Linked DNA regions of Homo sapiens: region 1 is linked to region 2. Evidence: read pairs that join two places in POLR2A ChIA-PET (ENCODE). Cell type or tissue: HCT116. All regions are shown on one strand. Each heading gives the region's core, and the rest is flanking DNA. Links, peaks and the distances in the headings are about the cores only.

Region 1 (4,387 bases), core at 154-4,153, 70 kb before region 2:
TGGCAGCATATGGAGATCAGGTTGAATCTAAAAGAATCAGGAGTCTAAAAGAATTGGCCAGAAAGTTAGGAGGAAAACACAGAAATGCACCAAGGAATGCAAGTTTCAAGAGGAGGAGAGTGACCAGAGGTGCTGAATGCTGCCAAGAGATCGAGTAGGAAGAGAATGGAAAACTGTCCGCTGGAGCAGTTCTCAACTGGGGGTGATTATTGCCTCACGAGGATGCTTGGCAATGCCTATAGACATTCTTGGTTGTCAAAACATAGGAGGTGCTACTGGTATCTAGAGTGTAGAGGCCAGGGATACTGCTAAAATCCTCTACAGCACAGAAAGCCCCTCACAACAAAGAATTATCTGGCTCCAGCTGGGCGCGGTGGCTCACGCCTATAATCCCAGCACTTTGGGAGGCCGAGGCAGGTGAATCACAAGGTCAGGAGTTCAAGACCAGCCTGGCCAACATGGTGAAACCTCGTTTCTTCTAAAAATTCAAAAAATTAGCCGGCCATGGTGGTAGGTGCCTGTAATTCCATCTACTCGTGAGGCTGAGGCAGGAGAATCACTTGAACCCAGGAGGCCGAGATTGCGCTACTGCACTCCAGCCCAGGCGACAGTGCGAGACTCCGTTTCAAAAAAAAAAAAAAAAAAAAAAGCATTATCTGGCTCCAAATGTCCATAGTGCCAAGGCTGGGAAGCCTTGTTCTACAGGAAGAGGTGATTGAAGATGGATGGAACTCTGGATTCAGCTTTGACGCTCAGGGCCACCCCTGGCCCGCCCTGGAGTCTTACGGTTACTAAATGGATGCGGGAGAAGGGGCCCCATAGGGCTGAGCCCTGCACATTCATCATCCATTGTGTGACCTCCCAGGGGATCTGCTGGCATCTGGAACAGGTGGAATTCCTCCTCCGTGGACCTGGCAGCCGGACCACAAAGGGCTATAGGTACCACTGGGAGCCTGCAATAAAATCTTAGAAAAAGCATTCCCCCAGGGGCGACTCCCTCGTAACCCCAGCCCCATCACCTTCAACAGGCCAGAATACAGACTGCAGTCTGAACCCACCCAAAGGAAGAGGGGTGAGTTTCCTGGGCTGTTTTGGTGGTTGTGTCTACTGTAAACACACCAGGGACTGGGAATAAGAGGAACAACCGATTCAGAAGGCAAACCATTTCCAAACAAATGTCTAACTGGCACACTGTAGATAATTAACACCCTCCACCCCACCACAGGAGTTTCCTTCTAAAATGAAATCTGACCTTGTTCTTTGCTTGAAACCCCTCACTGGCCCTCCTTTAGAGTTCAGCTCACACAGGACTCCCCCTTTCTGAGTTTTCCTGGGCATGCCCCCACCACTGCTGGTCTGGAGGCAGCAAAGTTCTGGTCCGTGGCTTCTAGATCATGCTAGGTTATGCTAGCTCATCACTATGGCATGAGCTCTGCGAAGACAAGAGCTGGCTCTTTCCCAGCCGCTGCCACAGCACCAGTGCTTAGCAGGCGCTCACTCAATGGTTGCTGAATGAATGAGTGAAGGCAAGGGACTTTGCTTTTTTTCTTCCAGCAGTGACAATTTCAGAGCAACCGCTATCAAAGAAAATGAATTCGTTGCCATTAAGCAAGCAGTTGTGAATCAGAGTTCCTTTTTTTTTTTAATCGGAGGCATCCAGCTCCATGGGCCTTTTCTTCCCATCCATCTTTGTAAGTTGACGATGTCAGCGTCCTAAATAGAAACGCTCTTTATGTGAGGAAGCCGGATGCTGATGGGCCGAATCTGTTCCTGGATTTTTTTGATGCTGATGAACCCAGACCAGGGTTATCTGGGTTGCTCCTCTCCACTCAGCTACTGTTGCACACACACACGGCCATCCAGGCCAAAGGAGGGGATGAAAGCACTTTCCTTTCTTTTTCCATTTCTCCCTGGAAACCTTTGAGCCACACAATCAAGACTGCCTCTCTCATGAAGGTGACCAGAGCTTGGAGTTTTCCACTGGGTGCCCTCTGCCCGATGGCCCTCGTGCCATCGCCACTAACCGGGGACTCAGAAGCATGCTTTGGGGATTCAGGACCAGCTGATAGCCCAGCTCTGTGCTTTCCTTATTCTCATTTTTGCTGTGTTGCTGTTTCCTGTTAGGGCCTGAACTTCAGCTCTCAAAAACCTCTTAGCTTCAAGTTTGTTCTCATAGTCATTAATGGACTCTGCAGGGCAGTGCCGTATTGTGGGGTGGGGGTGGGGGAGGAATTAGTGTGATTTTTTTCAGGCAGAGAGAGCCCCTCCATTAGTCACACAGACCACTGAGACCCTGCCCGCCCATAAGAGTCATAAAGCTGTTTGCACCATGTCACATGTAAAATGACCATCATCAACACCAAAGCAGGAAAAGGGGTGAAGCCAAAAGCTGAGCAGGTTGGACTGGTTATGTGGCTGATACATAGTGTCTTGCCGCTGCCAAGATTTTCATCCCAGCTCCTTGATGCTCTGCCAAGATTTCAAGGTGAAGATCCCAGCGGAGGAATGAGGAACTCTGCACGATAAGTTGGAGCATGCCTGCAGAGGCCACAGGCAGTGCGGCCATACCCGCAAGGCTGAGTTGGCAGTTTTGGGGTGCAAGAACAAACCTCAACTTCTAGCCTGCAGGACTAGCCCAGGCTGGAGAATCTGAAAGCCATGCTGGGAGAGATCTAACCCAGAGGCCTTTGATATTGGCTTCTAGTCAAGTTCAAGTCCAGTACTTTCTCCTCCATTCACTGCAGTAGTTCCTGAGGTCTGGCTTCCATCATGAGATGGGGAGTGACCAAAGAAAATGGCATCTATACTGGCCTCCTGGGGGCTGCCACCTGCAGCAATCTCCCCTAGACACAAATGTGTAGGGCGCGTGCAGCTTCTCAATCTTCAGACATACCTCCAGGGCAAAGGAAGGGAAAGAAAAAGGAATGTCTTTCCTAGTCAAGGAAGTAGAAGTAGAGGGTTTTGTGTGTGTGTGCTTCCTTTTTTAAATCTTCATTGATTCATGTAATGAAAAGCAAAGGAGTCTCTAGCCCAGAGGTTCTCAACTACAGGCAAATTTGTCCCTCAGGGCCATCTGGCAATATCTGGAGACATTTTTGATTGATGAAAGTGGATACGGCATGTTATGAATCCAGTCGGTAGAGGTCAGGGAGGCTACTGAACATCCAAAATGGGCCAGGTGCAGTGGCTCACACCTGTAATCCCAGCACTTTGGGGGAGGCTGAGGCGGGAGGATCACTTGAGGCCAGGATTTCAAGAACAGCCGGAGCCACACAGCAAGACCCTATTTCTACAAAAAAAAAATAAAAATAAAAATAAATTCTCTGGGCATAGTAGCATGTGCCTATAGTCCTAGCTACTCAGGAAGCTGAGATGAGAGGATCACTTGAGCCCAGACGTTTGAGGCTGCAGTGAGCCATGATCATGCCACTGCACTCCAGCCTGGGAAACAGAGCGAGACCCTGTCTCTAAAAAAGAAAAGAAAAGAATCCAAACTGCACCACAACAGAGAATTATCCAGCTCCAAAATGTCAAGTATGCCAAGATCAATAAACCCTGACATGGACCAATCCAAGGAAAGAAAACTTAGTAAAACCTACTGGTATCAAGACTCATTAATGAATTCCTTTAGTTAGCATTTACTAAGCACCTACTGAGTGCCAGCTCCACACTAAGCATTGAGGGTACAAAAACAAGATTATGTCAGCCCTCAAAGGTCCTGTCTTCTACTGCCTTTTGAATTGATCATCTTGTTACAGATGAAGCAATTTCTCATCCCCTTTATTTTGGAGGATATAAAGGCCATCTTACTAGTGATAAATACAGCATAGTAAGTTGAATAGGGGAAATTTGCAATTGTTTGTACTCAGATAGCAACAAAGGAGAAAGAATAACATGAGGCTGTCCTAGAAGCATGGGCCCCTGACGTGGCATAATTAAATGTTTTTCAGACAGAATTTGATTTTGAACTTTCCCCTTAAGTTGGGTGACTAAGTCTCCAGGTCCCTGGGTCATAGCCTTCCTGGACCAAGAACTCCTTGGCAGCCAGTTCATTGGTCCCCACAGATCTAAATATCTGTTGAATTCTCTGTTAAGGGAGAGAGAACAGAACAAAAGGAGATACATCTAGCTTTTCCAATAACTGTCAAGGGTGAGAGATTAAATGTTGTTTGCTAAGGACCGGCCCTCAGAAAGGGAACAGAGAGATCAACTAAGTAAATATTGTCATATTTAGCTGTACCCTTCGGTACAAAGAGCTTCATCCAAATCACTCGGCTCCCTCAAATGAAAAATATTTTCATTCTGGTCTACATCTTGGCCTTTGAGGGTGGTAAAGATTTTCCGTTACCTCTAATGGCCAGATTTAACACAGCTGCCTCATGCCGGG
Region 2 (4,387 bases), core at 209-4,208:
ATGGAAGGAGAACTCACTTGTGATCACAAGGATAGCGCCAAGCCAGAATTCATGTGGGATCCACCCCCATGACCCAAATACCTCCCATTAGGCCCCATTGCCAACACAGGGGATCAAATTTCAACATGAAGTCCTGGTGTGGTGGCTCACCCCTGTAATCCCAGCACTTTGGGAGGGCTTGGCGGGCAGATCACTTGAGGTCAGGAGTTCAAGACCAGCCTGGCCAACATGGTGAAACCCTGTCTCTACTAAAAATACAAAAATTAACCAGGTGCAGCAGCATATGCCTATAATCCCAGCTACTCGGGAGGCTGAGGCAGGAGAATCGATTGAACTTGGGAGGCAGAGGTTGCAGTGAGCTGAGATTGCGCCATTGCACTCCAGCCTAGGCAACAGAGCAAGACTCCATCTCAAAAAAAAAAAAAAAAATTCAACATGAGATTTGGAAGGAACAAACAAACCAAACTATAGGAGTGCAGCACTAGTAAGCAGAAGTTCTCTAATTATTAGAAAACAGATATTTCCTTGTTTTTATTTTTTTTCTTTTGAGACAGGGTCTCGCTCTGTCACCCAGGCTGGAGTGCAGTGGCACAAACATAGCTCACTGTGACCTCACCCTCCTGGGCTCAAGCTATTCTACCACGTCAGCCTCCTGAATAGCTGGGACCACAAGCAAGGGCCACCACACCTGGCTAATTTTTTTAATTTTTGTAGAGACTGGGTGTCACCATATTGCCTAGGCTGGTCTCGAATTCCTAGGCTCAAGTGATCCTCCCACCTTGGCTTCTCAAAGTGCTGATATTATAGGCATGAGCCAGCATACCCAACCAGACCTTTTCTAGTTATTAGACAACAGACATTTTTCTAATGCTGTGTGATGCTGGACAAGTGACTTCATCCCTCTGAGCCTTTGTTTCTTCAACTGTAGCAACACTACCATTAATAACAGGTGGCATATATTAAATCTGAATGACAAATATGTAAAAATAAGATTGTCAGTAGGTGATGGAAGCTGCGGCTGAAAAATCCTGAGAAAAATAGAATGCACAGGCAAATTTCAACAGTAGCTCTAGGCCGAGTGCAGTGGCTCATGCCTGTAATCCCAGCACTTTGGGGAGCCAAGGCAGGAGGATTACTTGAGCTCAGGAGTTTGAGAGCAGCCTGGGCAACATAGTGAGACCTCATCTCTACAAAAAGTTTAAAAATTAGCCAAACATGGTGGCATGCGCCTGTAGTCGCAGCTACTCAGGAGGCTAAGGTAAGAAGATCGCTTGAGCCCAGGAGTTCAAAGCTGCAGTGTACTATGATTGCACCACTGCACTCTAGCCTGGGACACACAGCAAGACCTTGTTTCTAAAAAATAAATAAATAAACAGAAGCTCTATGAGAAAGAGCAGGTGACCTTTCCTAGTGCTCCATCAGTACATGAAGCTCCTTTTTAAAATAAGAATAGGCTGGGCGCGGTGGCTCACGCTTGTAATCCCAGCACTTTGAAGGCCAAGATGGGCAGATCACGAGGTCAGGAGTTCAAGACCAGCCTGGTCATCATGGCGAAACCCCGTCTCTACTAAAAATACAAAAATTAGCCAGGTGTGGTGGCAGGTGCCTGTAATCCCAGCTACTTGGGAAGCTGAGTCAGGAGAATCGCTTGAGCCTGGGAGGCAGAGGTTGCAGTGAGCTGAGATCATGCCACTGCACTCCAGCATAGGCAACAGAGCAAGACTCCGTCTCAAAAAAATATAAATAAATAAAAAATTTAAAAAAAAACAAAAATAGTCCAGGCACGATGGCTCACGTCTGTAGTTCTAGCACTTTGGGATGCTGAGGCAGGCAGATCACCTGAGTCCGGGAGTTCGAGACCAGGCCAACATGGTGAAACCCATCTCTACTAAAAAATACAAACATTAGCTGGGTGTGGTGGCGCACTCCTAATCCCAGCTACTTGAGAGGCTCAGGCACAAGAATCACTTAACCCGGAAGGCAGAGGTTGCAGTGAGCTGAGATGGTGCCACTGCACTCCAGCCCGGGAGACAGAGCAAGACCCTGCTCAAAAATAAAAATAAAAAATAAAAAAAATAAGAATAAGGTAAAATATGTTTCTGTTTGAAAAGAACTGTACAAATGAAGTCAGACCTGCAAAACCTCCTTTGTTTTCATGCATGCAAGTTGTAAAAATAATTACGTTTTACTCCTTTAAAGACAACTAAATGAGGGTGCTTAGATCATTAAATACACACACACACACACAAAACTGGCTAATTTCAGATCATCTGGTGGGTCAATAGTGTTTTATACTCAGATTCTTTTAAGTAACATGACCTGTTATTGTCAGAATATAAAAATGTCAAAAGCTTCTCTTTTTTCTGATATACTAGATCTAATTTGCATCTAAATGCAAAAGCTTTTTAGCATATGACAAAACACCCTTGCCAAGCTGATGGACGACTTTTGAGACAGATCTGGTTAATACACAGAGGCCAACATTTTGTTAATTGGATTTGCTAAACAATATCTACCACAGCCTCACTGAAACTCTTTGGTAATTCCTTTTATATAAGATTAAACCAAACATACCCCGAGAAGCATACTTATCTTTGAAAGCAAGCATCTTCCATTCTGGATCCAAATATGAATCAATTATTTTCAGTGTTTTGGATAGACTCTTTTTCCCCTCCCCATGCACCTTTCTTGATGCTTTAAATGAAAACCAAGGAAAGATGGTTTAAAAAGTAAAATACCAGGCCTGGCGCAGTAGCTCACACCTGTAATCCCAGCACTTGGAGTCTGAGGCAGGAGGATCACTTGAGCTCAGGACTTTTGAGATCAGCCTGGGCAATATAGGGAGACATAGTCTCTACCAAAAATTTTTTTTTTTATTAGCTGGGCATGGTGGAGCACACCAGTAGTCCCAGCTACCCAGGAGGCTGAGATGGGAGGATTATTTGAGCCAGGGAGGTTGAGGCTGCAGTGAGCTGTGTCTGGGTCACTGCGCTCCAGCCTGGGTGACAGAGCAACACCCTGTGTCAAAAACAAACAAACAAACAAATAAACAAACAAAAAAACAGTAGAATAGCTCCAAGTTTCCTTAAGGGACAATCTGAGAGCCTTTCTTCTCAGAGGGAGCACTGACAGCCATCAAAGGGACCTCTAAGATTTCACATAATATTCTTCTCTTGCCTCCCAATTTTAGGCCTTTGCTTTTTTACTTTCCTCTAACAATAGGTGGTCTCCAACTCACTCATCTGAGTTATTAATGACCCATCCACACAATGGCTCCTTAACCATGATCTCAGCCACCATAATGCCTGACACTGGGTCTCCAACAATTACCCTCAAACTCACCTCTCCACTCCTGGCTTTTCTGTGGTTTCCTCGCCTCCAGGGGGACAGGCGGAGCCACCTCTCCTTATCTAGTTTCCAGCAGATAAAGATGTTTTCCTGATAACCCAAGTGGAAACTCTAAAAATGTGTTCCTGTTGAACCATGGCCACTGGGCTTTCCAATGCAAATGTGAAGGCGGTATTGATCAGCCTTTAGCTGCACTAGGCAGGTTTACTGGCTGAGCTGAGAGCCTAGTTTCCCTGCTCAGCACTGCCACCGAGAAAATACCATCTGAGTTCAAAACAACTAGTTTCAAACCACCTTCAGAAACACAGCTCTTTTATGAGTGTATCATTTTGTTTTGCTGAGACGGGTTCTCGCTCTGTCACCAATGATGCTAGAGTGTAGTGGTGCCTTCATAGCTCACTGTAACCTTGGACTCCTGGGCTCCAGTGATCCTCCTGCCTCAGCCTCCTGGGTATAGGACTATAGGCACACAGCACCTCACTCAGCTAATTTAAATTAAAAAATTTTTTGTAGAGATGGGGTCTTGATAACAAAACCCAGGCTGATTTTGAACTCCTGGCTTCAAGCAGTCCTCCCACTTCAGCCTCCCAAAGTGCTGGGATTATAGGCCTGAGCCACCAGTTTTTTGTTGTTGTTGTTTTGTTTTGTTCTGAGACGGAGTCTCGCTCTGTCGTCCAGGCTGGAGTGCAGTGGGCGATCTCGGCTCACTGCAACCTCTGCCTCCGGGGTTCAAGCAATTCTCCTGCCTCAGCCTCCTGAGTAGCTGGGATTACAGGTGCGTGCCAGCACGCCCGGCTACTTTTTTGTATTTTTAGTAGAGATGGGGTTTCACCATACTAGCTAGGATGGTCTCAATCTCCTGACCTCGTGACCCGCCTGCCTTGGCCTCCCAAAGTACTGGGATTACAGACGTGAGCCACGGCGCCCAGCCAAACCACCAGTTTTTAATAGCAGGTTTTTAATAGCATTGATAGCTACTAATTGGATATACTTCAGGAAAGAAGTCACCTTTTTTTGGAGACAATAAATTTAATTTTAC

Evidence for each region. ChIA-PET counts read pairs that join two places held together with the same protein. Peaks named below come from ENCODE experiments on the same cell type or tissue, not always from the same donor. Only the 100,000 strongest peaks of a DNase experiment are listed, where the experiment ranks them.
Region 1: POLR2A ChIA-PET joins it to region 2 with 5 read pairs; 6 of 35 experiments call an interaction of 5 or more read pairs at or near these places.

The regions. Positions count from the first base shown.
Region 1 is chr17:67,635,655-67,640,041 of GRCh38, forward strand. The region is part of intron 6 of PITPNC1 (phosphatidylinositol transfer protein cytoplasmic 1); the gene reads left to right. Among named protein-coding and RNA genes, the nearest start is that of NOL11, 80 kb to the right of the region's middle. In HCT116, for the core only: no CTCF peak of the experiment used is centred there; a DNase peak (open chromatin) is centred at 2,467; H3K4me3 peaks cover 696 bases; H3K27ac peaks cover 1,631 bases.
Region 2 is chr17:67,705,192-67,709,578 of GRCh38, forward strand. All of the region lies in intron 1 of LOC101928045 (a long non-coding RNA gene), which reads right to left. Among named protein-coding and RNA genes, the nearest start is that of NOL11, 11 kb to the right of the region's middle. In HCT116, for the core only: no CTCF peak of the experiment used is centred there; no DNase peak of the experiment used is centred there.